2 separate regions of the Homo sapiens genome follow, and region 1 is linked to region 2. A link is a loop called in an ENCODE intact Hi-C map of the cell type or tissue named here. Cell type or tissue: IMR-90. All regions are shown on one strand. Each heading gives the region's core, and the rest is flanking DNA. Links, peaks and the distances in the headings are about the cores only.

Evidence for each region. Hi-C counts contacts between places; a loop is a spot of excess contacts. Peaks named below come from ENCODE experiments on the same cell type or tissue, not always from the same donor. Only the 100,000 strongest peaks of a DNase experiment are listed, where the experiment ranks them.
Region 1: a loop joins it to region 2, with 2.2 times the contacts of the local background. A loop is called at or near these places in 2 of 110 quality-filtered maps.

The regions. Positions count from the first base shown.
Region 1 is chr2:144,063,346-144,079,312 of GRCh38, forward strand. The region is part of intron 6 of QTMAN (queuosine-tRNA mannosyltransferase); the gene reads right to left. Among named protein-coding and RNA genes, the nearest start is that of QTMAN-AS1, 130 kb to the left of the region's middle. In IMR-90, for the core only: a CTCF peak has its summit at 8,332; a DNase peak (open chromatin) is centred at 8,276.
Region 2 is chr2:143,949,004-143,964,970 of GRCh38, forward strand. It overlaps QTMAN (queuosine-tRNA mannosyltransferase), which reads right to left. Exons shown (of 12, transcript NM_001376312.2): 9 at 8,192-8,336; 10 at 3,770-3,840; 11 at 2,979-3,070. It overlaps QTMAN-AS1 (QTMAN antisense RNA 1), which reads left to right. Exons shown (of 3, transcript NR_110237.1): 3 at 14,823-15,153. Among named protein-coding and RNA genes, the nearest start is that of QTMAN-AS1, 20 kb to the left of the region's middle. In IMR-90, for the core only: no CTCF peak of the experiment used is centred there; a DNase peak (open chromatin) is centred at 6,568; H3K27ac peaks cover 818 bases.

The DNA.
Region 1 (15,967 bases), core at 3,797-11,796, 120 kb after region 2:
GAAATTAGGTTTCTGTCACTTGCAACTTTCTATCATCAAAGACTCTTGTTATTTTTCTTCATGGTCTTTGTGTTTTTAAAAACATTATATAACAAATGCCTCAATTACTTAAAAATCAACTTGACTTATCAAGAGAAAACATGGATTAATAAAGTTCTTTGGAATTTTATCAATGGAATTCTTATGTCTAAGATGAGTAAGTGTACAATTTATGTTGCTTAAAAAATTGTTTCTGAATATTAAAAATATCTAAGAGTAGGTCATTTTTGCTTTAAAGGCCCATCAAAAGCTAAAGAACTGCTATTTTAGAAGCTAAGTAACAAAATAAAACAAAGAAAAATACTTGACAGTTCTTGAGGAGTTGAAACTATTTCTATACTTTCAAAAAATCCCTTGAACTCACCACTCCCTAACAACAAAATTCTTCAAGGAAGAGAATCAGTGTGCTTTAGTAATCTGAATAAAACATTCAAGTGCCATGAAAATTAGCATCTAAGCTCCAAATTCTGGGTGTGCCTAATGAAAATCAGGCAGAGAAGCTAATGGGAAATTTAACACAGGCCAAGTGTCATTATTGTTGTAAGAAAAATACTATAATTAAAACGTTTCTGAGTCCTGGTCAATGACCTACAGTAATAATGCTTTGTTGACCTTATTATAGAAATAATTTTTCATTACTAATTCAGTAAAAGAGTCCCTTTTTCAGTCTTCGAGCATAAATAATAAAGGAAAAATCAGCACCTGATTTTTCATTGAAGCATAAGAAGCAATGCAAAGTCACTGACTAGTTAAGAAGGAAACCAAATTCCAAAGCCACAGTGAACAGGAAGGCAAGAAAATAAAAACAGACACATTTTATAGAAGAAAGAATAAAAGCAGTAGATCTAGCTGATTCTGGCAAAAGATAAAGGAGAAATGGTGGAAGCATTCGATTTCATTCATTCTACATTACCTACATTCTGAGAAGCTCAGGGGCTGTGGTCTGTACATTAGAAGTCAGATTGATTACATTCAATCTGCATGGAAAGAATATTTCTTTCAAATTATTATTGTGTCTTAAACTTATTTAGAAAATTACTCTCTAGAATGACATTTGAGTATTATAAGATAATATACAGCCTCCCTGGAGGTCCCTGTACTGGGATTTCACCTGTGAGCTCTGCCTGCCGTTTCTCTTCTCTTCTGGCTAGTTATCCACAGGAACCTGCGTTTGAGGAGAACTCAAAGTGTGCTGTGCTCTGGGAAGATGAACATATTCTCTTTATTTAGCAATATAGAAGTAGGGAATGCTCACAGCAATGGCCAAATAGAAATGATTAGGGCAAGCTTTATATAAAAAATGCCATGTATGTTGTTTGAGAGGCAAAAAACAAAGTCATATCATTTGAAATTTGTCAGGGGCAGAGAGAACTGTGGCAAAAATTCCATAAAGATTCTTTTAAAATTCTACCATGTTACTATGTTACCCCAAGGAAAATGACACATTAAGCCTTTAACAATCATTTTCCTAACAACATAGATTGACTACATTCCCTCAAGGAAAACTGGCTCCTATGAAAATGGGAGCCCAGAATAGATCAAATGTGATAAGGGACTGAGGAGGAGAGGGGGGCAGAGTCCAGAGCAAGGGCCAACACATGAAATGACCTTGGGGTGAGGAAGATAACAAGAATGCACTGACATGATGGCCGAACATATCAGAATGTGGTGGGCTAAGGCCAAAGCTGGGAGCTTATGTCCCATCCAAAGGCATTCAAAGCTTAATTTTTAGAAAAGCAAAACTGCTTGGCTAGGCAAGCACAATAGCTGCAGTGGCCCCCATTTTATGACCTGTGCTCTACCGAACACTAATGTCCCTGAAGATGTTCTCAGGTGTCAAATCAAATCAAGACCAAACAAACCTACAAACAAACCAAAAGTGAGGTCTAATGAGAAAAACATTTGGGAAACATAAAGTACACTGGAGTATCTTCTGTCTGCCTCTATAGATTCACTCTCTACCTTTCTTGGCCCTGCTCTGTGCCCTAGCAGGTTGACCCAAATGGACTGCATTAAAGGGCTCCCTTGTCCTCTGGTTCTGGTTGGTTTCAGCCAACTGCAGATACATGTAGGAGATTTTTTAGGTATTCATTCTGCTGCTCCTTCTTGCAAATAAGTTGGCTGTATCTTTCTAACAATGGGCATACTCAGTTGGCTCTCTTTAAGTTCTAGTAGCCACTCCTTCCACTTGCCCTTTCAGACCCAGGGGTGGTAACACTGTTACTAGATCCAGAGCATTGTACTATCCCTTGGTACCTTCCTTAAACTTTGCCCATATCTTTGTAAGAAGTCCTCCTATTAAAGTTTCCTCAAGTTATAAGTTTAAGTGTGCTGTATGTTTCTTGCCATGTCTCTGACATTGGGTAAAAGAAAATAACTTTTTTTTTTTTTTTTTGCAAGACTTCTCAGAGTCCTTAAAATACTAGTGTGTAGTGTGAATATTCAAGAGTGGTATAAAATAATACTGTCCATTAGACTCCAATCCAGAAAGAGAGACATGTCAGAGTGGGTAGTGGTTGAGATGTCCCAGGAATCAAAGATAACCAAAGCTTAAAAGGCGGTGGCCATGAGAGCAGGGTGTTGAGAAGACCAGCTTCTCTAATGCATGATTTCTCAAGTTTAAAGTTAGGGGAGGTAAGTTCTGGGAAGAGTATTGGGTAATGGTAATCTTAAAAGTTGAAAAAAATATCTTCTGCATGCTGTGGATTCTTGTAGACTCCTTTCAAGGTTCTTTTTTTCCCTTTTTCTTTCCTCTCATTCTTTCTTCCTTTTCTTTTTTTTTCTTTTTTTATTATAAGCATTTCATTCAGGATCTTTGAACCAATAAAGCTAGGGGAAGTGTTTGGTACTTCCTTTCTGCTTTTTACTGTACTTTCTGGACTACATACTAGGATATCATATTGCTCAATAAAAATGTTCATATAAAAACTTTGCTTCAACTAGTGAAATGAACCTGAAAACAGAACTAGAAACACTGAGGATAATAAAATACATTTAAATCTCTCCTCCACAAACCTTTAAAGTAATGTCAGCAACAAAACATTACATTTAGCCAATTTTTCAGCACTTCAAAATGGTGTCCCCTATTCTTCAAATGCAATTTGGGAATTCTGAGTCCATCTAGCCTGCCTAAGAAATGACCAAGCACTGGCCAGGCGCAGCGGCTTACGCCTGTAATCCCAGCACTTTGGGAGGCCGAGGTGGGTGGACCACCTGAGGTCAGGAGTTCGAGACCAGCCTGGTCAACATAATGAAACCCTGTCTGTACTAAAAATACAAAAATGAGCCAGGTGTGGTGGCACATGCCTGTAATTCCAGCTACTTGGGAGGCTGAGGCAGGAGAATTGCTTGAACCTGGGAGGCGGAAGTTGCAGTGAGCTGAGATCTCGCCACTGCACTCCAGCCTAGGTGACTGCACAAAATAGTTTCCAATCAGAGCAAACTGCTTTCTCTATGTCTAAAAAGTACTTTAAACTCAGTATGCCTGAATCCAATCCCTCCAAATCTGTTTCTACCATGGTCTTCTCTATCCTTCAAGTTGCTCAGGCCAAAACTTTGGCTCTCGTCTTTGACGCCTATTTATTTTCTCACACCCCACAACTAATTCATCAGCATATTCGGTCTGTTCTACCTTCAAAATATATCCTGAATTCGACCACTTTTCACTAATTCCACTGCTACCACCTTGGCTAGATGCTTTTACACTCATTATTTTATTTATGTCTCACAACCTCTTGATGGTCTTTTTAATCTCCATTTAACAGATGAGGAAACTGAGGCTTCAGAAAGACATAATATCTTGCCAAAATGGCATGCTTAGGAAATGGAAGGACTAGGATTTAAAACTATGCCTGGCAAATTCCAAGCTTTTGCTATTTCTAATACAGTACATCAGGACAAAATTTAAGGTTTTTTAAATTGGCTCTTAAAAATTAATATATAATGATTTGTTTCTAAGAAATTATTTCCCCTCATCTGATTTAGGAGAATCAAAAGGTTTACCTGGTTTGCTCTTCATAAGCTTTACAAGGAGGTGTGTGCATGCACACATACTTCTATAGCATTTAGCGAGGACAATAAGAAATTTGATGGTTATGCCACTCACTGCACACTTAGGGACATCATAGCATATAAAAGAAATCCAATTAAGAGTTGTTTGGAGGTGACTAGTAGAAAAAGGATTATTTATCCCATCACATTATAAATAGCCAGGAGCCAGGCAGAGAAGCAGCTGGGTGCAAGGAAGCATTAGGGAGCTGTGTCTAGGGTACCGCCAGAGAAGAAGGTGGCAGCTGGGAGTGGGGAGGGTTTCAGCATCCAACATTTAAAATGATTCAAACAGGAAAATGCCAGCTGGAAGAAGGGGGTGCTAGGCATCCAGTAACCTTCTGGTAAAACCAATTTTCTGTCTGGTATAACAGAAAGCACATGCCACACGTTAGTATCTCAGGTTTTGAGGTGGGGGAAGTGCTTTTTCCCCAACAATTATCTTGTTCATGTGGTGAGTGCCACCCCCAAAGGGAAAGCACCAGGGAGGATGACCTGTTATTAAGTCAGCACATTTTGGCCTATGTCAACATTAGGACAGTTCTTCTGGGTACCAGGATAATATGCCAAAGAGACCTTTAAACATTTTATATGTTCCCTAATTTAAACTGGGAATATGATGGTCCCTTAAGATGATTCTCTTTTTAAAGGGTATATCATTAAAAGGGTTATATGAGTTGATTCCACTAAAACATACACACATACACACACACATACTTGTGCACGCACACATGAAATGAGACATCTACTTCAAGTATGTATGACAGGCATCTAAAGACTGCGGGTTTAAACCCTCACTTTATCAGCTCTAAAGGCCTAATTTTGCAATCAGCTAAACCTACAGTACATTTTCATCAAGTGCTGCAAATCAGCAAAATATTAAATGAAACTTGAAAAAAATGATTATGAATCCACAGTTCTGTTTGACTGTATAATTCTATTTAAGATTAAAATTACTATCATAAAAAGGCCACTTTCTGAATGTAATTCCACAAAAACATCATCACAAAAGCTTTTACTGCTATTTATGTCAGAATGTATTTTAAACAGTTCTAATCATTTACCTTTGTGGACACTTAATTAAAATTACAAAACCAATTTTAATCTGTAGTCCAATTAATATGCAAATATATGCAAATGTGGTAAATCAAGGTGGTGATTAAGTTAAGGACACTCTATTTCATGTCTGCTTTAAGTGTGAAAACAAACAATCTTTTTTGTAATTGTACTGATGGATTGTGATGTTTATAGGGTTAGTATGGGGTACAAATGTTTATGCATCAACATTATGCCAAAACAAAGATTTTATACTCTGGAGTGATTTAGCATCCAGCATACATTCAGATGCAACAAAGTCATTTTGCAGTCATCTTGTGAATTAGAATAAGGTCAAAGCAAAGTTAAATTTCTATGTCATCCATTTGTATGGCTATTTAAAATTCAACAATCACTTTCTGATGTGTTAGGTAAGAGCCAAGAAGTCTCAAGAATGGCATATTATCGCCCTTTATCATTTAGTATTCCTAATATAGCGGTTTATCTTTGATACTGTTACTGCAACCGTTCTCTCATTAGGGTACAAAGATATTCAGCCTTTTTAACCCCTCTTTTTCACAAGTTTTAAATATGGAAAGTACGGCTAAAATCCAAGTGACCACCACAGTTTAAGTATAGAAATGCTCAACACATCCTGACATCCAATTCTTTCCTCTTTCTTTTCTCCTGTTATTGCATAGATGGTACTGATGACAAAATTTTTCTGAAGAAAAACTGGCTGCGGGAACACTGTTTTAAAAAGGGCATATGCTTACCTTCGACAGGATTTGGTTTCTTAAATTTGTGGTCAGTCTTATGGGAATCTTTTACAAAAAAAAAAAAAAAACACCTACAACTTCCTTCTAACCAATGACTTCTCCATTCTCAAACACATCTCTATTTTCTGAAATAAATACATTTCTGAAATGTATATCTTGCAGAGATGAAGAAACAGGGTCATTTTTTGAAAAAGAAATAGTGTGACCTAAAAATCCCAGTCACATTATGTCATATCCTAGGGAAAAAAATAATCTCAAAGCTTTGTTCTTGATGAAATATCCATGAGTGATCACATAACACATTTATGTCAGAAAAACATTAAGAATAACAGGTTTGATCATACTGTTTTTGTGCAAATGTGACTGATTTCCTTTTTTCAAGCCTGAAGAAGCCAGAGCTGCTCAAATAAATTTTGAAATGATTATAAGAAGATATTTGGGTACAGTACCTTTATGCTCCAAATATTTCATGCTTTTGAAATATTCTTTCCAACGTTAAACATTTAGATATTGACAAATAAGAACTTCAGCAACACAGCATTAATCATTAGCATTTTGCACACATTTCTCATTGGACACTTATTTTTTGCAGCTGCATTATTTAAAATAATCTTTTCCATTCTTAATTGAAGATATATTCATATATATTTCCCCATTTCACTTAGAAAAATGAGGAAAATGGATTTGAAATTGCTGTCATCCCATCATTTTTAACGCTATACATTAAAAAATATTATTGCTCTGTGAAGGCAGATAATTTAATAAAAAGCAATACACTTTATAGTTATGTTTACTAAAGTAGGTAATGTGTCCTTAACGTGCTTCTGGAAACTTATTTCTCCCTCTCAATCTAATCTAATTTTACCACCCATATTTTGAAATTCTCAAAAATATCTAACTTTCTAAGAACAAAGATCCTAATAAATGTTGAATGTAATTGCTACATATATTTTTCCTTTAACTGTTCCACTGTTACCATCATTACTTTGCACTCTACATATTCTTACAAATAAGTCATTCTTCTAAAATATTTTTAAATGAAACTGTATACAACAAACCATTAAGTTCATCTCTCTCTGTGAGTAGGTGTTTAGGGACTCTAATTTTCTAAATGTATCTAGTACCAACATATTCAATTATGAAACAGTCTTCATGTGATGATGCACCTAAGACAGCAGTTTACATTTATATTAACAAACTCTATCTTCATTATAGTACAAGGACAAAGCAGGATTCCCTTCCCCAATTTAGATCCAGCAGTGAAATACATAACACAATACAACATAAAATGAAATAAAAGGAAGAACATAAAATGCACTGCATTAAATATTAGCAAAAAAATACCAAGCACAAAACTGCAGAACCAGCAGCACAGTGAGCTGTGTTAACACAATAGACCATCTCAGGGAGAGCAAATGGAGTAAAAATGTTTTGGAAGTTAGATAATCAATGTATTAAAGTCAATCTTTTTCTACTATATAACATGACTTTTGTTAAAGATTATTTCTTAAAATTATACGTTTCCAGTATTATGTAATTTAACCCATATATCAATCTGGAAATTATGTCAAGCAATATATCAGAAACCCTGAGCCAAACCGGGACTCCTCTGGTCCAGCTCTTGTAGGAATATGTCACAAAACTGTATTAGTGAGTAAACCGTACCATGACATGACACTAGAAAACAAAGCATTAATGAATAGGAACACAGATCAAAATATCATCTAATTAAGAGGTAGTCATGATGGGATGTCCTGCTGGCTTTAAATGAGAAAAGAGGGTTGTTATTTACAGGGCTTTGTGAAAGTGCTTAGCTTAAAGCTATATAGTTTCATTTAATAGCAGGTATGGGACAGAGGATCAAAAATCTACAATAAAACAAATAAAACATTGTTAAAAGGACATAAAATGCTTTAAAAAACCTTACTAAAATAAACATACTGCCACTGTTTTTTTTTTTTTTCTTACTCCATTGGAATAAATAACATGGGAACATTTTGCCCTTTGAAGGAATATCAGTCTTAGGAACAAAATAGAGTTTCGAGGGGGATAGGGGTTGGGGATGTTTATCTCAACAATACGCTAATTTTTAAAAGAAAACTTGGTTTTTTTATTGTGTAAATTATGTGATGAATTATTTAAAATTAATCCCGATTATGCAAAAACACATGGAATTTTATATTTCACAACCACTACCCTTTTTTAGATTGGGCACATGGTTTCAGAAAAGGCTAAAGTTAACAGAAATGGATACTCGCTTTTCTTTTCATGTAGTTTACTGATAATCATGCCTAAATAAACTGATTTGACCTTGGGAATGTCTCACGTTCCACGAAGCAGCCCTTTTGAATCATCTCCAAAACCTACACATCTGAGATGATTTTGGACCTCCTCCCAGGAAAAGCCTTCATCTCAATGGCCATCTAGCGGAGATGAAAGGCCCAACATCTTCTCTAAATTTCTGGGAGGCTGAATGTTGCCTATGTCAAATTCTATACTCTGTCCTCCTGCCTTGGATGGTGGCAAGTTAATAAAATGAATCATACAAGATAATATGGCAATATTCTCTGGGCATACTTTCTTCTAATCAAACAAATCTTTTTCAGACATATCACACTCTTAAATCTTAGAAGTGCACAAAAAAGGGAGGGGTGAGGAGAACAGCAAGAATCTAGGCCTCTTGTAGACAAGAATAAAGCCAACTCAAAAATTAAGGCCAGAAAAAGCTTTGCATCTGTTTGCCATTCTAAACCTAGCCCCAGAGTAAATCATCTCAGAGATTCTACTAAATCTACAATTTTCTACAACCTTTTTAGTATGTTTATTTCTTTGCTCACACGAAAAGCCATGCATCCAAAAACTCTGGATCAGAGAGCAAGCAACTTCAATCCAAGTTCAAGCTGTGAATGATCAAGAATGAGACTTAGTATTTACTTTGCTTATGCTCAGTCAGTTTTATGTGGAGGAAAAATAGGAATCCGATGCCCAGAAAAAAAGCAGAAAAGAGGTGTATTTCACATTTTCCCTATAACTTATATCTCTAATTTTTTTGGTTTCACTGTAGCAAATCCCAGTGTAAAGGAGTGTCAGAGTGTATGTGTCTGTGTAAAGACAATCTTACTTTCTTACCAGCACAATTCAAAAGATAGGATACATATTTTCAGTTACATAGGCTATCTTGAAGACTCACAGAATTTTAAAACTAGATTCGAGCACTTAGTCCGTCTTCTCATTTACTAAGACTCAGAGAGTTTTAGTAACTTGACTTGTCCAAGGTCATTCAACCAGTTGATGTCAACTGCAAGGCAGAACACAGTTCTAAGTCAGGCAGGGCAGCAAGAAGCAAGTCTGTTTAGAAGCTAAGCAGGAATTGCACCACTCCTTGAGAAAGGGGCCTGTCCTCAAAACCTTGACAGAAATCCACAACACAGAATCAGACAACAGAGAGCCAGGCCAAACGCCTTCACAAGGTTCCTTTAACTTGAGAGTGCTCAGCATGTACATGACAGGCTTAGGGTCTTTGTCTGGCTTAATAACAGGCTTTTCATTCTAGAAAATACTTTCGTAGAGTTTAAAAGAGTTAAAGACAAGACTTAAATTTAGTGAGCATAGACTACACTTACACTTTATTATTCCTGCAAAGATCTTGACTCCTAAGGAGCTTAAAACTTAGTTGGGACATCTTGAAGCAGACACAGGGGGATTTTATGTTACAAGTTTTGCTCTGTGGCCATATTTCTCTACCTTTGCTTAGACTCAAATGAGTAGCCATTAAAACTGATTTCCCTGGGTGAGGTCTGTGAGAGGGATAACCTTTATTCACGTCAAACAGCACTGTATGCATAAATTATCTGATCTTTTTAAGCTAATTGGAAATTGCAACTTGATAACAACATAGCCAATCAAAATGGACAGCTATATATTGTCACCCAACATACTTCTCACTCACTATAAAAATGTGAACTAAGACCTTTAAGGATTAAACATATATATATTTTATATATTTATATATATATCATATATATTTATTTATTTCTGTAAACTGAATATCCTGGCAATTATAACAAAAATGCTGATTAACATAGATTTGGCAAGCAATCTGTTTTACTCTCCTGTGAAAGAAAGGTGATGCAATGGAATTATATTCCAGCCCAAGTCATATCATGACAAGAAGTTTTGGATCAACTTCAAGGGAGTCATTCTAAATATTCATTATGTCCTTTTGAACAAATAATTTTGTGCAATTATGGATCCACGATCGTTTTCAAAAAGTTTGTTTACAGAGCCCAAGAAGTTCTGCATAGCCCTTTCTGGGTTTACAGAAAGACATGAGTGGGCAGGAGAAAGCAACCTGGTAGGGTCTCCCCTCCTGCTCCAACAAAATCAGCTCTACTTCTGATAACATAACGTTTGAAAAAATGTTTGCTTAGCTAAATAACGGTTCAAAAGCTACCATCTTATTTGGAGGGAGAAATTAAAGTTAACATACAAAAAAGACTGCCAAACAATTATTTCCTTCGAATCATATCCCCCAACTCCCAACCTTGATGGGGAGAACTTAGGACAAAAATTCCACAACTCAGTTGTGTTGAGTGAAACGTACATTTATTAAACTCATGGACTCCGCAAGGCATTGTGCCCTATGCAGGAAGAGGGTATATCATCCCATTCTACAAATGAGGAGGCTGAAGCTCCATTACTGATTAAATACTTTATCCAGTCACATGGGTAGTTAATAGCAGAGCTGGGAAGTAACCAGGTCCCTGCCACCTAGTCCAGGACTCACTCTTGAGTATACCAAATAGCAATAAAGAGAACATGCTCCTATTTGATTTGTTGAACAACCAACCACACAATGATGAATTATGAGCCAAAAGGGGATATGAATCTCTTATTTCAATGTAAATATAAACAATTATAAAATTGCATGAGTTAAAATACTGACATGATTGATTTTAAGAATTTAGGAGCAGGGTTGAGAAGGAGGGGTCACACCTATTTTTAATTTTGGCTACAGATAACTAATTACAAAACTAATGTTACATAATAACACACTGAAATATGTAATTTACATGAAGATTTTTTGAAAAGCAAAAGTTAAAAATCATATTAACCTGTGACTGATTTTATTAAATCTACTTTCCTCTCTCTTCTGTTCTAGCTATGCAAACTAAAGAACACAGAGCACTTTCCAAGCTCATTTAAAAATCATTTTTCTAAAACTGAAAAATATTTGAGCTTTACTACTTGGGATGATTAAAGATAAACAATAACTTTTGGACTTCATATATTTTCTAATCTTGCGTAACTGTGATAAAGCCAAGCTTCTAATTAGAAATATAAAATGACAGAATTTTGAAACTTAGAGGAACTTGAGATATAATCCAGCTCAATGATTTCATTTTACAGATTCAGACACTAAGGCCGTAAAAGGTTAAATGAGGGGCTTGACCACACGCAGACAGTTAGTAACACTGCTGCAACTCCAACCACCAGGCTGGAGATCTTTTCACTATAGCAAACACTTTAGATTATATCCAGAGTATTAGTAATGTTCTCCAAAAATGTGTCAGAGGCTACAGATGAGCACAGAACCAGCCATCATAAATGATGATCATTACCTCAATAAAAAAGACGTTTAACTCTCTGTGACACAACTAAATTATCCAATCACTTCTGCCTTAGTTTCCTCCTTGAAGTACAGCTATTTTTGACATATGCTATGTTGCAAAGAGTGAAAAGCTCAAGTTTTGCCAACATTTGAGGTTGGAAAGCGCAATTAACTTTTGAGGAGGTAAGCAATACGGAATAAGTTTTGTAATTAGTATTATAATTGATAGTTACAATCTAGAGCTTTCTCACTGATTCTACCTTACTCATCTAAGCAGAAAAAATTCTACATGAAACTTGTGAAAGGTAATAAAGTTTACGGGAAATGAAGTCACCAAAGATGCTGGATGTATGGGAAGTCAGAACATGTGTACATATTAGGAGAAATCGAGAATAAGAAAGGGTGAATTTTTAAGAGAATGCTACATAGCTAATCTGGGTCGTAACACGCACTCACATGTTAAAAGCGTCACTTTTTCTGATTACATGACAAGATATACTTCTATATCCAACTCATTCTACTTTAATTAAGCATGGGAATAACCCAAATTTAATGTTTAATTTCTTTTCAAGGTCTCAAGTATTGGCTCCTTGGATGTGTTTTGATCTTATAAGGCACTTTCAGAAGTTTTATTTAATGGATTCCTTTTTTAATATAGATGTTTGTGGAAAAGAAAGAGAAACACAAAGGGAACTTGAGGTCACTGTAGCCCTTACAAAGAAGTAGTGATAGGACTCTATAAACTGTGTTTAATGGCCCCAATTGCATAGAACCATGGCTAAGAGAGAAGTGCTGTTTTCACCTTTTATTCAATTCATTCACACATTTAATTCTACTGCCAAAACTGTTGATGTGTTTTATGTTTTTGCAATCAGCTAACAGCAGCATTTTAGATTTCCAACCTCAGACAGTACTGTTTTCGGCAAGAGCTCATCTTTTCAACAAACATAGCCAAATGTCCATAGGTAGCAGTGATTTGAGACAGAACCAGAAATGAAGTGCTACTGGACAGTTGTGTCAGTCCTGAATATATTGTGTGCACTTCTTGAACATAAATGATAGGCAACTGCTCTGTCAAATAATGCACTGTTCAATTGAATGTCTTATGTATGCCGGGTGCAGTGGCTCACGCCTGTAATCCCAGCACTTTGGGAGGATGAGGCGGGTGGATCACGAGGTCAGGAGATCAAGACCATCCTGGCCAACATGGTGAAACCCCGTCTCTACTAAAAATACAAAAATTAGCTGGGCGTGGTGGCGCGTGCCTGTAGTCCCAGCTACTTGGGAGGCTGAGGCAGGAGAATCGCTTGAACCTGGGAGGTGGAGGTTGCAGTGAGCCAAGATTGCGCCACTGCACTCCAGGCTGGGCAACAGAGTGAGACTCCACCTCAAAAGAAAAAAGAAAAGAAAGAATGCCTTATGAACACCACATCAGGGCACTACACAAATCACTGCACTGGAAAACAAACTCCTAGGCTGTGCCTTCTTGAGATAGGCAAGTGGTGTTCACCTGAGGTGCACAGTCCCAAACTGAAGGGATTTTTAAATGGGTCACTTAGAAATAAACTTCCACAAGGAAAAAGAGCAAGCAAATGCCACATACCTGGTCACATTAAGGACATATGGAATGATAAATTGATGCCACAGGACAGACAGAAAATTATTAATATCATTCCAGGCTACCAACATGATTTCTGCAGACTCGAGAGTGTTCAGAACCCCTCTGGGTAAAGGCAAACAGTCTGCTCACTTAATAGGTGAAAACAACACGGGACAATGCAAATTTTTCACATTACTTTGGGGAAAAAAGTGTATCTTTTTTGACACCAATTCTTAGAAAAAGAGAAAAACAGGAATTATAAAATTTAAAACCAATCATAATCCTAAACTTTATACAAGTTAGCAGCACTGTCACAACCACTGTTTTATACTGTGCTATCAAGGTAGGAAGTTTTTTCTTTCTCACATAGCAAAACCACAGGCCGGGCACAGTGGCTCAGGCCACTAATCCCAGCACTTTGAGATGCTGAGGCAGGAGGATCACTTGGGCCGAGGAGTTCAAGACCAACCTGGGCAGCAAGGTGAGACTCGGTCTATTAAAAAAAAATAATAAACTACAAAAATAAAATAAAATAAAAACCAGGTAATATAAACAATAGATTAAAAAACTAAGAATCTTAGAATTCAAAAAGCCAAAAAAAAAAAAAAGAGAGATTAAGAATCCTATATATTTACAAATTTGCACTTTCACAACTTGAGACCTTTATGTTACCTCACTAAATGTATTTCACTACTTCAAACCAGTGCCATGTAGGGCAAGATGGAAATAAGTGGGTGGCTTTTGTGATACACAATGACTCCCAAGGCAGTTTTCAACTGAAAAAATATAGGTCAGAAAAAGTCTCTGTCCCAGTACCCATTCTGCACATTGCAAAGCAAAGTTTACAATAAAATTTCAATTAAACTCCAAAAGTTAGATAGACCCAAATCAAACTTACAAATAAGCCACATAAATTTCATCTGTGGTAAAATGCAAAAGACATGAAAATACTCACCATCCATCCTTTATAACAGGCTACTAGCCACTTAGCATCCATTATCTATACCTCCAGATACTGATCTATAAATCTGTTTTTACCTAAACATTTCTCCCATGTGCACATTTCATGCTCTATTATTTTGATATTATATTATCCTATGTGCTATCCTCATTCTGTTTATAAATCAGCAATTGCTTTTTCAGAAATTGTATTAACTAAAAAATTAATATATATGTATGGTTGTGTCTATCTACACAAATATATATGTATGTGCCTGTGTGTTGTGTGTGTAGGCATAGCTCAGACACAAAGGCAAAAGAATGATTGTTATCTTACTAGCTCTGTCCTGGCTGTTGTATTTTAAACTGTTTATAAAAAGACACAAAGTCTGAAACATTATTTTAATTTTTACAACCATAGTAAGCAATTTTAACAATGATTTTCTTTGCAAATTTTTATCTGAATGGGAAAAAAGTTTTCTTTGATCGTCTGCAATATGCTTATTGTTTTACGTATCTGAAGTGCAAGGATTTATGCAACAGTAGAAAAAATGAGGATCTAAAAAATTTTTAAAGTCAAAGATAGCATATAAAAATGCCATTTGACAAAAATTATTTAATGTTTATTTTAAGGTATTTTCCAGCACAATTTGGCACTTTAAATTTTAAAGCTCAGGCTCAATTAGTCCCTGAAAGGAAAGCATGCTATAGCACTCTAAACAGCCTACTGCATTCATTTATTGTTCAGTTCACAGTCTCTGAATACAACACAATCCACCAACAGAGTCAGCTTTCATAATTCAGCAGTACAAAGTCTGCAAACACATGTAACCTAGATCCATATTTCCCAGTGACAGCATATGATAGCAGAATGTGAAGTATTAATGCTGGTGTCACTATAGTCCTACACTCTACTGCACTTTAAGAGAAAGCAGCTGCTGAGATGAAATGTGTGCCAACTGTCTGAAGACAGAAACATAAGAAACATTCCTTCTGTTACAAAGGGAGAGACACACACAAACAGACTTGCTTTTAGATGCAACAAGCACAAAGTTTCTTACTTTTGCCTTTTAAATTTCTCAAAAACACTCAGCAATTCTGCATAAGCAGAAAGATATGCATTTAAGAAAATCTCAACTTCCTTCTCATGAAAGTAAACCCAAAAAGACATTATGATTTTATCTGCAAGTCAAAGGGTAGAAAAACCACCTCTTACAATTCATAGTAAATAGCCAATGAGTCCACACACCTAGGGAAATATAATTGCTATCTATGGAACAGATAATATTGACCAGCTGAGCATTTTCATACTAACAACATATAGTCCTTAGGCCTTCCAATGAATACTTCCTTTGGCATCTTCATAAAAATATTATCTTGAAATAATCCTATTAAATCTTTGTTCTAACACATTTACATAGAAACCAGGCTGTCTCTGCAAACCAAGAACCTGTCAATTTCAGCAACCCCCTTCCCAAGGGGTGAAGTCTATACATCTCAAAGTGGCATTTTTCTTTTTTCTCGATATAAAGATTGGCGATTTGTTGAAGAACCACACTATCCTGATTTGTACAGGATATATTCTTGATGTAACAGTGCAAAGTGAACCAAAGTACTGTACTGCTATCTTTTAAACACAGCTCTACCATAACAATAAGAGTGTGACATAATCTGAACTGTTTGGTTATAATTCACTTAAAAAACTAGCAAACCTCATTGACCCCCTTATCAAACAATTTATTGTGCATTTGCAGACTGGACAATGAAATAGAGGAGGCAAAGTATTAACGGTGACATTATTTGGCAAGCACATAGTGCAGTTCATTCAAAAGGCAATTTTAAAATTGAATGAAGAGGTTTGACTAGGCAATAAAAACAGCCACAATGCCAGTGAACAGTACTTAGGAGGAAAGCCTC
Region 2 (15,967 bases), core at 3,067-11,066:
TTTATATTTCCTTAAATTAAGAAAAATGGTTTTAGGTTTTTTAAAATTATTAAGAAACATTTAATTTTTGCATGTATTGGATTTCTCTAACAATCCTAAGCCAAGTGTACGTGTGTGTGTGTGTGTGTATAAGAGAGAAAGAGACTGAGCGAGTACACACATACATGCAAATGAGGAATTTAAACATTTCAGGTCTGAAACTATTTCAGGTGGGAAGTCATGGACACAAGTGTTCTGCGATAGAAGGAGTCACTTTAAGAAAAAAAGTAAATTCTGTTTCTGCTTTTCACTTACTAGCATTCTGTTTCAAATCCTGCTTCAAGTTATACCCCAAACTCTCACTCATATTGAAAGTATAATGTCTGATGTGAGAAGAAAGCCAAGTGTTAGTAGCCTTATTCTAGTCATTAAATTTCTAAGTGTGAATCCATATGAAAAATCCTATCCTAAAGTGAACTCTATATGATAAGAAGTTGAAATGATTTTAAAATGTAAACTTTTAACAACAAAAAAAGAGTAAGGTGTAAAAATGTAAAAGGAACAAATTAAAGAATTCAGTGACATTCTATCCTTTTAGATCTTAGAAGCATATGTTTTATAAAAGCAAAACAGCACTGTCCAATGAAATAAATCTAAAAATAACTCCCAACATTCTTTTCACAGTACTCACAAAAGATCCTCTCCGACTGCATAAGAAAAGTAGGTAAAAGCTAAAATGCTAATTCTCTAGTATTTAGTAAAAGCAAATGTTACCTGAAAATGTGTCTATTTATAAAACACAAGATAAAAAATTACAATAACTTGTTGTATCATTATTATAAAGGTTTAGAAGGCATTTTTTTTTCTGTTTTAGCTTTAAATCCTATAACAACACACAAACTAAATCTGTGGTCCTTCCTGTGCTTTTAACTCTATACCTTGCAACATGCCAGTTTTTCCTAATAATTGTATCATAAAGCTCTTGATTACTTAAAATTTGACTAATTTATTAATTTTTGAAATTAATTTTTAGACAATATCACTAAGCACTATGGATGAAGGCAAATGTGAAAATGTGTTACAGATTTATAAGAGAAAAATCCATGGTAGACGATGCTTAAAAATGAATTATATAAATAAGCTCTTATAAATGCTTTTGCATGAATTACTAATTTATAAAACTTTGAGATGCAGGTTTTTATGGTGTATGAACTAAAATATATTTAAGTACTAACATGTAACAGCTCAATGAAATAACATTTAAGATATAGGTTATCATTTAAACTGTGTGAGGAACAATTTGGTATATTAACAACATACCACTAAGCTGCCATTCTTTTTTTCAGAAGCTGTTTGTAAAATAAATAATTATAGCTATGTTATGGCAGTAGCTGAATGAAAATATTTCAACTGGACATCTGCTTTCTTTTCTTACTAGAGGCAACTTTTTGCAGTGACTTTTGAAATGGTTAAAAATTTGCAGAGGTTTAAAATTTGCAGATGCAGAATAACAGGGTTAAGCAATGTTACAAACTGATAAATTTTGATGGTGGAAACACATTTACAAATACTTTACCAAAAATTCATCCAAAGAGGGAAAAAATCAATAATCTGACAGAGAACTCACTGAAAATAGCTTTGTGTCATATATAAAAAATTAATTCATTTGTACTAATACTTATATTTCCTCAATTTTCATTATCTGCATATTTTGACAGTCTATCACATGGGAAACTATTTGATTGATATTTCATACAAACAAAACTACTACTGAACTTTAAAAATTAGGAAATATTGAGGTAAATCTTGAACGACTGTTTTCTCTGTGGAGCTTCCCATGTATACAATACAATACTATTGACTCAAGGAGTAATACTGAAGCTGGAACTGTTCAGTCAGCATTTTAAACTATTATGAGCTACCTTCTGAACCATTGCCAAGTTAATAGACAATGAAAGATAATGAGCTTGAAATTGGGTGTTAAATTGCATTTTTGGTTCTCTCTCTTTTTCTTGAAGTTTAACTGTTTCCTGTAGAAACAAAGTCATGTTTTGATGTATCACTATGTAAATATGTATTTTAGGCTACGAACAGGGAAGGGAGAAAAAAAAAGGCAGAGAACTGTATTTCATGTAGAAGGTTATATATTAACATAGGAAAATTAAAATATGTTAGATTATAAAACTGCTAGATGTAAACTATACTGGAGTTATGTAAAATGAAGATGCTACATTCGAAGAATATAAAAAGGTATATTACTTATGGCCTAGAGCCACCTTCAAAACTCATAAAGCAGATTTATCCTAGTTCAATTACTTAGACTTTTAGTAGGGCCTCTTTGTGTTGTTATTTCAACAATGTAAAATTCTTGATTCAAATAAAGAAAAGAAGATAACGAATGAGGGTAGTGAATGATGATGCTGTTTACACTATTTTCCCTTTGCCATTCAGAGATGAGACTGACATTCTTATTCTAAAGAAACTGAGGATTTTTTATGTCATTTTTATTAAACTGGACGCGAGAAATATTCAATTCTTAAAAATCACCTTTCAAGTAGTTCAAAAATGAACACCAAACTTCACTAATGTCATTCACCTGAATTTTTGAGGACTAAAGATTTCATTATGATGGGAAGAAAGGCTTATCCTCATTAGTATAATTGTAGAATCTTTCCTTTACTTCCTTTTAAACTAATGAGTTACATTAATTCAGGTTCATTTTTATAAGCCTCTAGGGGCTAAATGTAAAGGACAGTCATCTTAGAAAACAGTAAATTTTAAAAAAGCATGTACTGTGCATTAAGTGCACGTATTTCATAAGACCTAGGTTAATACAACTGGCATCCAGTTTAATTAATCCTTGTTAGTGTAACAACTAATATCCCTCCCTAGCATGTTTCCTTTAAACATTAGTATGTTAATTAAATGTTTTTTTTTAAGATTTTTCTTTGTACTTCAATATGGCATTTATACCATGTAAATCTCTTCTCAATAACTACCTTATAGAGATGTTTTCTTATAATATCTGGTCTCTTGCAGAAATTCTGGAGCCTTTTTGAAAGCTGTTCAGGTGTAGAATACAGATATTCAGCTGCAGGAAAAACAGATACATTTTTAATGAAACAAAAACCTCAAAGCACACACTCGATATTAGTCACTTTACTAATTAAAAATGCATATTGCTCTGTGCCGCCTCGTGTTTTACATTATTTAAGCATGATTTTATAAGGTTACCTCAGCTCACAAGGATGTTTAATGCTAAATAAGACTGTGTAGTTGTGCTGTTTAGACATCTCCTTTGGGTGATTAAAATACATTATTCTAATGTAACACAATGCATATGTGATATACTTAGTGATGAGATTTTTTTCAAAGAACTGGTACTATAGCCTTATGTACCCGTACAACAGTTGCATATTATTAACTAGTCAATTGTTTAAATAATTTGGTGTGACTTTCAGTCCCTGATTTTTCTGTGTGTATCATTAAAAAAAATCTGTAAGCAATTGCAGCAACACTGACCTGCTTATAAAAATCCATCATTATGGGATGTGTATGCTAACAATGAAGAATGTTATTTGAAAACTTGCTTTTTTGTTATCTTAAAAGAACAGATGGTAAATATAAGCTTACTCTAATGTATTAAAACACATAAAATTTTCCTTAACACTAACATGTTGACTTGCCAAATAAACAATTGCTCCTGCCTAAGTTTATTTTCAAACTTTCTAATTTAGCATGAATCATATATTAAATCTCAATAAAGATGAATGTACATTAAAGCAGCTACCTGGAAATATTTCGGGATAAACCAAATCTTTAGGACAAAGTGGGTAACACCCACAGTACACAGCTTCCAACCTAGAAAAATTTTAGAAAGAGGGTAAGAATATATTAAAAAGACATTACCATCATAGCCAGAAAGTGGTTTTGTTTGCCTAAGTTAACTGAATGAGCCCAGAGTTAACTGGGACAAAAAACATGGTCGGCAGTATAATTCTAAAAGCCAAAGTTGCTCTTTTAAAAGATTTTATTGATCATATATGAATTTCATAGAACAGAACCAACAGCATATGTTTTGTTCACTGAATTAATCAAAGCGCAGCTCTGCATTTTTTTTTGTTTTTAAAATACTGTTTAACACATTTTATAATCAGCAGATAAACACATGTAACAACATGGTAAAGTATGGACAGCTTTTCTTAATAATGCTGCAAAGCCTCAGAATGTTCATTTTTCAAAAATGTTTAAATAAAATAGCAAATACTTAACTTTAGCACTGTCGCTGTAGAAAAGATTGAGGAACTTTTAAAAGCATCAGAAAAAAATTTACAATCTGTTGTAATGGGGCATTTTCATTTTAAGCTCATGCTTCAAAACAATTTGTTATTATGCAGAATGTAAAACTCTTCCCCCTTTTGTTGAAAAACTCTCATGAAGATTACTTTAATGAACATTTTGCTTTCTTGACTAAAAATTCAGCTCACTTTCCATTTTATCAGCAAAGAATGCTTGTATTATTAAACAAACAAACATGAAAGTTTCACTTTGTGAGAGGATTTCCCCATTGACCCACCTATGGGAAGTTTTTCTTTACGTCACAGTAGAAGGGTTAAGCAGAAGGAAGGTATTGCATCTTCCTTCTGTGTTAGCCCTGCATAATAGCTATTGATCTGACATATAATCAACTTTAAAGATACCACTGTCATTTCTGTTGGCTAGAAATTATGCAGTGAAATTCAAAACACTCTTTAAAATATGTTTATTTTATGAGAAACTTTGAATTGCATCCAAAATGTTGACCAAAGGGGAAATTTATTTTGAACTGCAGATTTTTTTCAACCCAAGAGTACTCTGAAGTCATGTCAGTGTTTACCTTGTTTATTTACAGTGACGAAGTACATGAAACTTAAGCTGTTTTTAAGTGGCTGATGTTTTCCCTATTTTCCTATGTTAAGTGAAATTAAATGAAAAGTATTTACTTTGAGCTGCAAATTTTGGAAAAATACTTAGTTCAAAGTTTTGCTTGAGAACTGATAGAAGTTACAAAATAATCTAGTGGGAAGGCACAGGTTCTGGTTACCAATTATTAATTTCAGAATGCAAACTAATACCTCATATTTTTTGATACATAGGGTACACACAGAAATTCTTATTATAAGCACAGCTATAAACTACACTGTGACTGTATTATAAAACACTTACAAAAGTTCTGAGTTTATAAACCAGTGATACTCTTTATGGACCAAAAGAAAATATGCACTTTATCTAAAGACATTCAGTTTTTAAATGCTGTGCCAATCGAAAAGCAAATACATATGAACATTCTCTTATAATTACATAAAATCAAAAGAGTGAAGTCATAGGCATTTCAGAGAGTGCACATGTTATCTGCTTTTTAATAATGGATTTGAATTAGAGTATTCTGTTCCCCGAAAGAAAATTGCAGGCCAAGTTACATTTTGAGTCATCGTATGAATATGTACCATGCCGTTTCCAAAAAACCTCTGCTAATTAAAATACAGTAAGATAGAAATGGCATTATTTGATTTAGGAAGAAAAAATTTACAAATTTTGGATTTCAACTTCTATTTGTAAATTATGTTAGTCATGGTTATATTTCTAATTCATCAAGGAAAAAACCACCATCTCTTTTGGTTCTATTTTTGACTTGTTATGATATACATTACTTAGATGAGGACTATGTTTTAAAATATATTAAATAGGCCATAGTATTTTAAAACCAATTTATAAAATTCATTTCCATAAGTTTCTCATTTTATTTTTTTTAAATTATCTCATGACAATAATACAATTATTCATCACTTCAATTCTTAGGCACTACCAGTTAAATAACAGAGTTCCAACTGATCTATTGTTAAAAAGACTAGTAAATGACCTTTTTATTCCAATTAACAAATCATCTGCCAAATCTATGAATCTTAATATTCAGATCTATTCACTTCAATTCATACAATTTATCTGCAAATAGTTGTTGGGCTTTTGATTCTAAATATAATTAGCTGATAATTTTGCTTGGCTGAATTACTTTTCTGGAGGGCCTGCAAAGGCTCTCAGTCGCATTATCTAGCAATAATGAATCTGATAGGTGAAATTTTTTACTGTAATGAGGATGAGACACAGTTGTGACACCTGAGTCTACTAATAACAGAAGACTGCTAATTATCGACAGCACTTTTTTGTGTGATGCAAGGAGAAAAAAAATCCCTCATTATTAAAAAATAAAAAGTTACAATTATAAGTGACACCGGAGGAGAGTAAATAAAATGGAGTGATTAAAACATTGCTGCTTTAAGGGTGTTTTTAATTAAGTGGAAATGCTAATGTTGTCATACTTAGCAGATGGGATTAAAATTAGTTATTGTAAGTAACTCATATTTTATGTTATGGTTTCCACAGCATGTCTACAAGATCTAAGAAAGTGATACATTCCATAAGACATTTTAAAAATGAAATTCTCATACTCTTTACAACTCATAATAATGAACATCATGAATAAACTATTGAAAAAAATCCTGCCAAGGATTTTACCATAGTGACTTAACTAGCAAGGAATGTAACCATAATGTACTGGACTGTTACAATCTCACTGATGGTATGCCTTTTGCTTTGCTGATTGTTGCATTCCCTATTTCAATCACACTCAACAAAAACAAAAGTTTGGTACTTGGGCATTTAGCCAACATCAAATGTGGTGTCAAGAAGGTAGGGCCTGGATACAAGAAAAGATCATGACCACCCACTAAGGTGATGTTCTAAACTAAAACAGAGGATGCATCACATAACTGCAGATAAAAACCTAATTGCACACTTTCTCCTACTTTATTTGTGTAAAATTTTCCATCTGCTACATCTAAAGATGTCTAAACTGTTAGTATCAAACCTGCATTCAGCTGCCAGCTGTGCACATTAAGGATTGCAAAACACTAAGTAAATGAGCCAGCGTGAAGCCGAGTGGTAGTGGTCCATCTGCCCAGGGCTGTGGGGAGGGACCCTGGTACCTGGTCCTTTTCAGAGCCTGTGTTTGCTTCAGTGGATAAGAAAGAAAATTAGCCACATTTCTAAGTGTCTCCATTTACAATACCCAATTTATCTGCATTTTCCTGGATAACTTCTGTGTATCTGATGAGTATTCTTCTAGAGCAAGTTAATGGAATTCATCTCTTTTTGAAAGTTCTTTGGATACATTTTAATAAGGCCTCTTTAGAAATTATCTTGAATAGTTTGGCTGACAAGATTCTAACAATTTTTGGTGATATTCTGAAGGAGATTTTAAAGTAATCCTTTGTGAAATTTATTTCTAAAGGGTATAGAGTAAGTCAAATGGCTTTGACTCAATGATGCATGCTTTAAAGTCAGAAGACAAAGACTTAGAGGTGTTCTGCTTTCTCTCAAACATATACAGAAACACTTAGATATATCTGTATATGTATATTATATGCTATATATATATTACACATATACACATATTTGCTAGGAAAATGGAGGCCTATTTTTAATATATATGTGCTTGTTTTATGTCAATCTATTTAAAATTATTAGAAATGATTCAATTTTTGTCAGATTCAGTAAGGAAAAAGACCATTATGTTATTATGCTTTACATTCAGAAATTTTTTAGCAGCTACTCCCATCCACCTGAAGTCCATTAGACAGTGCTCATTTTATTCATTTATCTGGGGCCTTGCTATTCCTCATGTCCTCCTCCATGATGATAGGGAGGACATGATCGACTGTTCATGTGCACAAGACATTAACATCCATCATGCATTAATTTAATCATTTTTTTTTCCCAAAACCATATTAGATTCAGGATTTTGTCTTGATTGGCAGGTAATATATATGGGAGTTATAAGAATCCACACAGTATGTTCCAAGGGAGGAGGTTCTAATAAAAATTATGAATTCATTCACATCTCCACAACAGAAAGTTTAATTCAGGCTCTTGAGAAGACATCTGAAAGGCTGGCCCTTATGCCTTTATACGATTGTATGTGGGGGGAAAAATGAAACAAGTTCTTTGGATTACCTTAACAATCACCAAAAAGTATAGTACAGACAAAATAGGTGATAGTCAATTGAATTCCTTTTGATCACTGAATTTTAATGTATTATTTGAAATAACAGCGAACACACATAGTAAAACTGATTAGAGATTGCTTTATCACATATCACAAACAGAAAGAACTTACATTGCCACTCCAAAGAATTCATGCTTAGCTGTTGAGATGACAACATCAGCCATGCACAGTACTTGGAAATAGTCATCTTTGCTGGGTAAGTAGCCCCAGTGTAAGACAGAAGATCCCAATGCCTTTTTGGCCTCTGAAAAAATATCTTTTAAAAACAAGAAAAAGATATTCATCTATTTAATATAGTGTAAAATGATATGAGATGTCAGCAGTGTCTCATCTGAAGTTCAGGTTAATTAGCTGCTGCTTATTTTAACGAACTTCTTGGAGTTGTTTGCTTTTATAATCAAGGCACAGAAGCAGAACCAAATGTTAAGGTGCCAAAAAAAGCTGACAAAAGCAAAGGCCCGCCTCGCCACCCTCCCCCTAAATGAAAAGCCAACTGTCTGCTTCATAAAACTCGCTTAGCAGACACTGAAACAAAATGGACTGTAAAGTTCGTTAGATGAAAATATTAAAAAAGAATTAAGCTAATGGAGATAAAATTAAAAGAAATGAGGCAACAAACACATCACACCAAAAATGGCATTGCAGTGACAGCTAAGATTCCTAATGACGGACTGCATTCGGAAAAATTAAATGGCATTCCGTGCTTAAATTTCTTTGGAAAGTAATGATCCATGAATGATGCTCACTCCAGGCACTTAGAAGGAGTGAAAAAAGCAAAGTGTTCTGAAATAACAAAGAAATATGTGTCGCTGAGTGAAGGGAGGTTTAGACAATGCCACGGGAGGTCTTCTGAAAGAAGAGAGAGAAAGCCCCTCACTGTCAAAATGATACCTGCTCATCAGCCCTTTGAATGAAAATAAATGCACCAGTAATGTAATTTCACTTAAGCAAATCTTAATATTCCTTCTTAATCTAATTTTCAAGGATAAGGTGAAATTCCTACCCAAGGGCAAAGTTCAAATATTTAGAAGATAGTATTTTGGGCAGACTACTATTTAGAGTTCCTTTTGGGGGCTCTAATTGGCTTAGTTCAAAGGAAATCTGAAATAAATATTTCATGTGTCATCTATAATTTCCACTTTCTAAGTAATGTAGACATAACTATCAACGGGGATTTATTTTTTCATATCCTGAAAATGAGAGTTTAGGCAATAAATCCAAGAAAAGCTAACAAGCCTAGAAGAAATAAAGGCAAGCAGCAGTTAAGAAGAGCTTGGTCCTGGTTAATTTTAGAAATTGTAAAATACAAAGTTTTCAAGATATGAAAACATGAAATTACAACTAGGAAGGAAGGTGTATGCATGCGTGTAAAACCATAGAGAAAGACACTCATTTTTGTGAGACTCACCAGTCGACAAGGTCTTGGGTAAGATAATTCAACCTAAATTGAGTGCAGTCATCTATAGTGTAAAAGCAGCAATTATGGGGGAAATGTAATTACCAGATAAATTCCCCCCTTAAATAGTTGCTAGAACCTAAAGAGTACTGTCACTTTCAGTAAATGCCCCTTTAACCTTCTTTGTGCTATGGTTGAGCCCTCTCATCCTACAGGAGTGTGGACATTCTTCCATACACAGAACTTTTATGACAAAAACATTTTATAGAGAGAGAGTTTGGGTGATTTTTATTTCTTTCTTTCTTTTTTTTTTTTTTTTTTTTTACGTTTCCACCTGACTCAAAGGTGACTGTATCTTGAATCTATTCAACACTTAAATCTTGCTGACTCACTTTATAATCAATGGGATAAAGTTAAATACCAATTCTTAAATCAGGTCTGTCTGGGCAACACCTTATCATCAATTGTGCAGTGGAAAGAGGCTATGAGAATAACAAAGCCAAGGGAAATCTTTTTTCCCCTTTAAGTAGTAGTTTCCTCATCTAAATCCAACATTTAGGGTTAATATCCCTTTACTAGTTTAATCAATCAATAAGCAATTATCGAACACCAACTATGTCCTTAGTATCTAGCTAGACACTAAACGTTCTATTTTTCTAGAATCAATGTAACTTTTAAGATATGATAAAATGAACTGTAAAGCATTATTTTCTGTTATATTTTTCAGTTAATGAAGTTCATAAAATGAACATCAAGAAACTTAACTCATCAGTTGGTACAACTTTCATTCTCAACACCATCAGTCTGACATTTTTTATAAGCACTGAACACAGTTAAAATGTACTGTGGAAAAAAAAAACACTTGCTAAATTACAAGGAGCTTTGTGGGAAGAAAGATAATAAAACCAAATCAGAATTCCTGATTTTAGTTTATTGCTAAGAATTTTCACTGAGTAAAATGGTACAGTTTGATTTGGCATTCTTATAAAGTGGAGATAATATCTGATCCTGGAGGAATGTCACAGAGTTAAAGGAAATGTATATGAAGCACCTAGCACAATGTGTGGAACATACTCAGCATTCAATAAACAGCAATTTTATGGTATGTCAAATACATTAATCTCAGGAGTTTTGTCATTACAGTGATAATTATCGTACAGCTAAATATCTTCATCTTCTTACTTTAAAAATACATAAAAATGAACTGCATTTGCTTTTTCAGATCATGTAAAATTAAAACCAAAGCAGCAATACTTTGAGGTTATAAAATATTTTTTTGGTAAAGTTAAAATCTAAATAAATATATCAAAATGGATATATTTTATATATTCACAAATCAGTAATATTTCTATAATGATTTTGGAAAAAGCCGAGTCAATTTAATTAAATGTGTACAACAGTATACCTACTTTGTGCAGTGTGCTATATTATGGTGTTTTTTACAATTGTGGCTAATGGTTGTGAAATCAATTTAGAGCAGCATAAAAAGAAATTAAATCAGAAAAAGAAAACATCAGAGTGCGTCAAATGTAGTAAGAATATGTATTATAAAAGCCTTGTTTCAATTATAAATATGTCTACATTAATAGGTATACTGAGCCACAATGTAAATATATATCTTGATGTGGATCATGGTCAAAAGTTTGAAAACACAGCTGTACTAGGATCTTTGGGTCATATCAGGTTGTGTCAGATACAACTGCCATTATTCTCAAGAGCCTTCTATTATTGAAGTATGTATGATAAGTACACTGCAAAATGCCAACAAAATCTCATGGACATTCAAAGAGAGGAGGTAGTACATGTGTTTGAGAGGCCTGGGAAAGTGGGTGAGATGACTCTTGGAAGATGGGTTGAGCTTTGACAAATAAAGGAGGAGGGAGGGGCACTGGATGGTGAGATATGAGCCATCTTCAGGGAACACTGACTAATCTAGGCTACAGTCCAGGATATAATGTTCAAGGATTGAAGTAAGGCTAGGAAGGTAGCTGAAACCATATCAGGAAAGTCAGAACAATGAGGCTGTACTTAATGTGATAAGATCAGAAGAGAAGGTGAGATACATGGGCTCATCTTTAGGAGTGTTTTTAGTCAGCCTCACAAAGACCTAAAGATAAACTCAACAAGAAAGAATAAAAGCTCCCATAGGATACTTGAAGGTGAAGAACGAGTGAGAGGCAATGACAGGATAAAAAACACACACCAGGGTAGCTGGAATAATTGCTGTTGGCAGCACAGGTAGACATCAGAACGGTGAGGAATAAAAAGTGTTTTCAATATACCTTTTTAACAAATCTGCACATGTAACCCCCTGAACCTATGATAAAAGTGAAAAAAAAAATACAGGTAGAAAACAAAGTGTATTGAAAAAGTATAATTATTATGCTTACGGGTTTCATAATACACATTTCAGAAAGCGTCACTAAGTAAAATCCCCTTGCGGGTGGGAATTTTAAGTCTGCATTTTAAAAGCTGAGAAATCTCCAAGGTCCCTTCTAGTTCTATCTTCTTTGGAATGACTTTATTTTACAGATGAGTAAAGTAAGGCTGAAAGAGGTGACATGGCTAATCAATGGCAGAGCTGGAACTAGACCCTGAGCCTTATAAATTCCAGGACAGTGTTCATTTCATGGCAGCATATATCTGATGGTTTCCATTTCACAAATGTAACAATTTAGCCAAGGAGAGATATAGCTGGAAAAACTCACTAGTTGGATCCAGATATTCATACTCATTCCCTGTTGTGCTGCTTTCTGTCAGAGACTCCTGTTCTGATAGGCATTGCAGGAAACAGGAATATTAAAACAAGCAGGCCTTCCCCCATAGTCTTTTACTGGGGAAATATTATTTTGACCATACCACACTCCAAATCATGACCATATACAACTATAGGAACTGAAAACCAAGTATAGCAACTACATCCTAAGAGCTCCCATCAACCCTAAATCTCATATGCCTTTACAGGCTTTCAAAATTAAGGTCTGTTTCCAATTTCCTATTTGTCTAGTAATGTCGATCTTTTCCATTAATTAATTTATTTTCCTGTGTCTTTCCCAAGTACACATTTCTCAAACTTTGAGGACAGCTTATGAAAATGACAGAGCATTTTCCCTCAGTGATGTTTTCATATTTATAATTTTTGAGAACAATTTCTTGAGAGATGTTTTGGGAGCTGTATTCCAGAACTCATTATCTTCATGGTCTTCCCTGGTAGGATGGATAAATGATCTTGCCTTAAGAGTGGCAATGGATCTTCTGGTTTCAGTAGAAAAGATTATTCTACTTACAGAAGCTGCAGGAGTAGACTTTAAGCCCAGGGACTGGCATGCCTGGGAGTGATCCTAGAAAAAAATGGATTCTCACAGGACACATTGAGGAATGAGAGTGAGTTGTTACCAGTTACTTGCAGCTGGTGAATGTTCTGAGCATTTGGGAGGGAAGGGTATCAGCCCAGTTAATAAGCCTTTCCTGAGAAAGGAAAAGATAGCTTCACAGGTACTGAATGGGAACCTCATCCTTGTTAGGGTATCAATAAAAGCTGGGCCAGGATAGCACTCCCACCAGGAGTGCTGCAGACTCCTCTTCTGTGGGGCTGTTTCAAAAGTTCTACTCTTCACCTACAAAGTGCCTTCCAGTCAGTTATACCATGGCCCTATTATGGCAGCCAAGTGATAAGTGATATATATATCACTATGGTGCAGTGTGATACATGCTTTGCAACTGATGGAATGAGTATAGATGCCATGAAACAATAGGAAGGAAAGAGAAGAGGAAGGTATAGAGTTGGGATTTTGCCAGGTGGAGAAAGGGTTTGACTGTGTCTACATGGGGAGGAAGAAAGGAATTTAAGCAACAAATAACACAAGACATAGAGGTGGGTAAGGGCACAGCTGTATTCAGGAAATGGCAAAGATAACTGGAATTCATGAGGAACTAGCCTAGGGTGAGATTTTGAAGAACCTCCCCCGCTATAAAGGAAATTAAGTTCATCCTGCAGAAAATCTGACACAAACACTTATTATTGTTATACTATTATGATTATCTTCTTGGATGTTCTAGGTTTAGAAAGAACACTGATAATAGCAAGTGGATGAACTCAGTGTCAAGGTATCCAGAGTCTGGGAGACTAATCTGAAGCCTTTGTAGGAGTCAAGGGCCCAGAAGAAAAGGGCAAGAACTGGAAAAGAGCCAACAGAATCAGAAGGAGGCATGGGATCAAGAAAGAATAGGATCTTAGTTACCTGTTCACTATGGGACAGTAGAGAAGAGAAAGAGGCAAGAACAACTTTTGTCATTTGTTTTTTTCCTTCTTGGAATTATTTCCATGGGATACATTTCCTGTGAAATGTCTGAGTTAAACAAAGGGTAGAGTAATATAGTTCAGGAAAAATAATGTGCATCACCATCACCATACATGCAGATGTTGCCCCACAAGTGGGCTAGTCTTAGTTACAAGTCTTTACTTTTATTGTTTTGTTCAATGCAACTGCTCGGTCATAATTTTTTTTGTATTTATATGTACTTCATTACTGGTAAAATTAGAGAGTTTTCCCCCCTAAAATTTGATTTAGTATTTATTTCTTCTGATATTATCACCTCTTTTGTTTATTAGCTGTGTGACCTCAGGCAAGTTATTTAACTAAAGCCTTAGTGTCCTCACCTATACATAGGGGAAAGTAATTATACTTATTAAGGGGATTGTTGTCATACAAAATGAGATATCAGAGTAAAAGCCTAGCCCTGGCTTGGTGCAGAGTAAGAATTCAGTAGATTACTGTACTTATAATAATGTGTTGATGCTATTGCAAACCTTTACTTATAAATGTATAATTTGTTGTTTTATCATATAAACATTTATTTTATTCAATTAACTGATTTCACTAAGAAAAAATACTCTGTTTTTGAGCTGGGATAAGTGTATTAGTAAATTGTGTTATCATAAGTTTGTGGGCTCTTAAATGTATATACAAGTTGTATTTCTGCTTCTCCATTTCTGCCTAGTTTTTTTTTTTTACTTTCATATTTTAAATCTCTATGGTACTCTTTGAAAAGTTCTCACTTCATACATGTTCTGAATTTGGTAGGACATGTTTTCCTTCATGATTCCTTTGCTAGTTTGCCCTTTCATTTACTTATTTTGTTCAGATTTTAGAACCACTTTGTGAGGATATGTAAAGTAATATTCTGGCACCCTAATTGGAGTCTTGTTAAATTCATAAATTATCTTAAGAGATACCATCATTTCTATTTAGCATGTATTCTTTTTCTGTCAGGAGCTTATATGCCTACCTTTAATTGAATCTTCCTTACTTTTCCCATTATGTTTTGTTGTTTTCTTTATTTCAGCAAAGGACTGGGAGACAGAAGCCTTCAGTTTGAATTTCAGATTCTTGAAGACTAACTTTCTCAATCATATTCTCGGGAAAGTAACTATGTGTTCATTTCTAAGAATCATGTGAAGATGGCTCTGTCTACTGAGAATCGACTTCAAATGCATGCTACTAAAATGGAGCTAATATGCGTCATTTCCTCAGCTATAATTTGGGGAGGTTAATACTTGTTAAATCACTAGACTGCTATAAGGTTTGCCCATAAACATTGTAAATAATGTATTCAAAATTATTAAAATGTTACAATATAAACAAGAATGTGATATAATAAAATGTAATTATATAAACATTTTTGTTTTCTAATGAGCCAGTAAGATTCCAGAGGGGAGGAACCATGTCTTCATCTCTTGGTATCCACAATACTTTACATGGTGCTAGACCATAACAGGAACTCAGTAAGTAATTATATGTTAGGGAATGAATAATGATAAAAAAATTATAAGGAAAAGGAATAGGTTTAGGGAATGGTATGGTCTGGAGAAAAATGAGTTTATTCAATCTTACTAGTACATTAACTTCATCTCAATGTATTTATCTTTTGTTGTTTTTTTGAGACAACAAGGTCTCTCTCTGCCACTGTGCCTGGCCTAATCTTCTTATAATTCAACATTTATCAATACATTAGTAGCTTTCCTTTTGCTAGGCTCTCCTTGTGACAAAATTTTACAACTTTATATTAGTGTGATGTATGTTATTTGTGTCCTAGAACCTTTCTAGTATTTCCCCCTTAGTATAGCTGCTCTGATGAAAATGAGACAGGAGCTGGGAGCTGAGTGAAGGAGAAGATGGAAGTGGAGGGAAATGTTATATAATTATCCAACATTTGACTCCAGAGCCAAGAACCAGAAATATGCCAAGATCATAGTAATAACCATTGTCATACCAGATACTAACCAGAAGCTTTCCATATACTGTTCTTAACCTCAAATTAAAGGTGAAACAGAAAGACTTCTGTCTGCGAAAACCATAGTTCAGGTTTTTGGTTTCCTTGTAACCTTTCTGGCTGCCCTAATGTCTAAAGCTAAAACTCCTTTTCCCACCATGTCTGCAGCATGGAAAGAAGAACGCTTGTTTAAGTCTTTGGCAGTTCACAGAAAATAA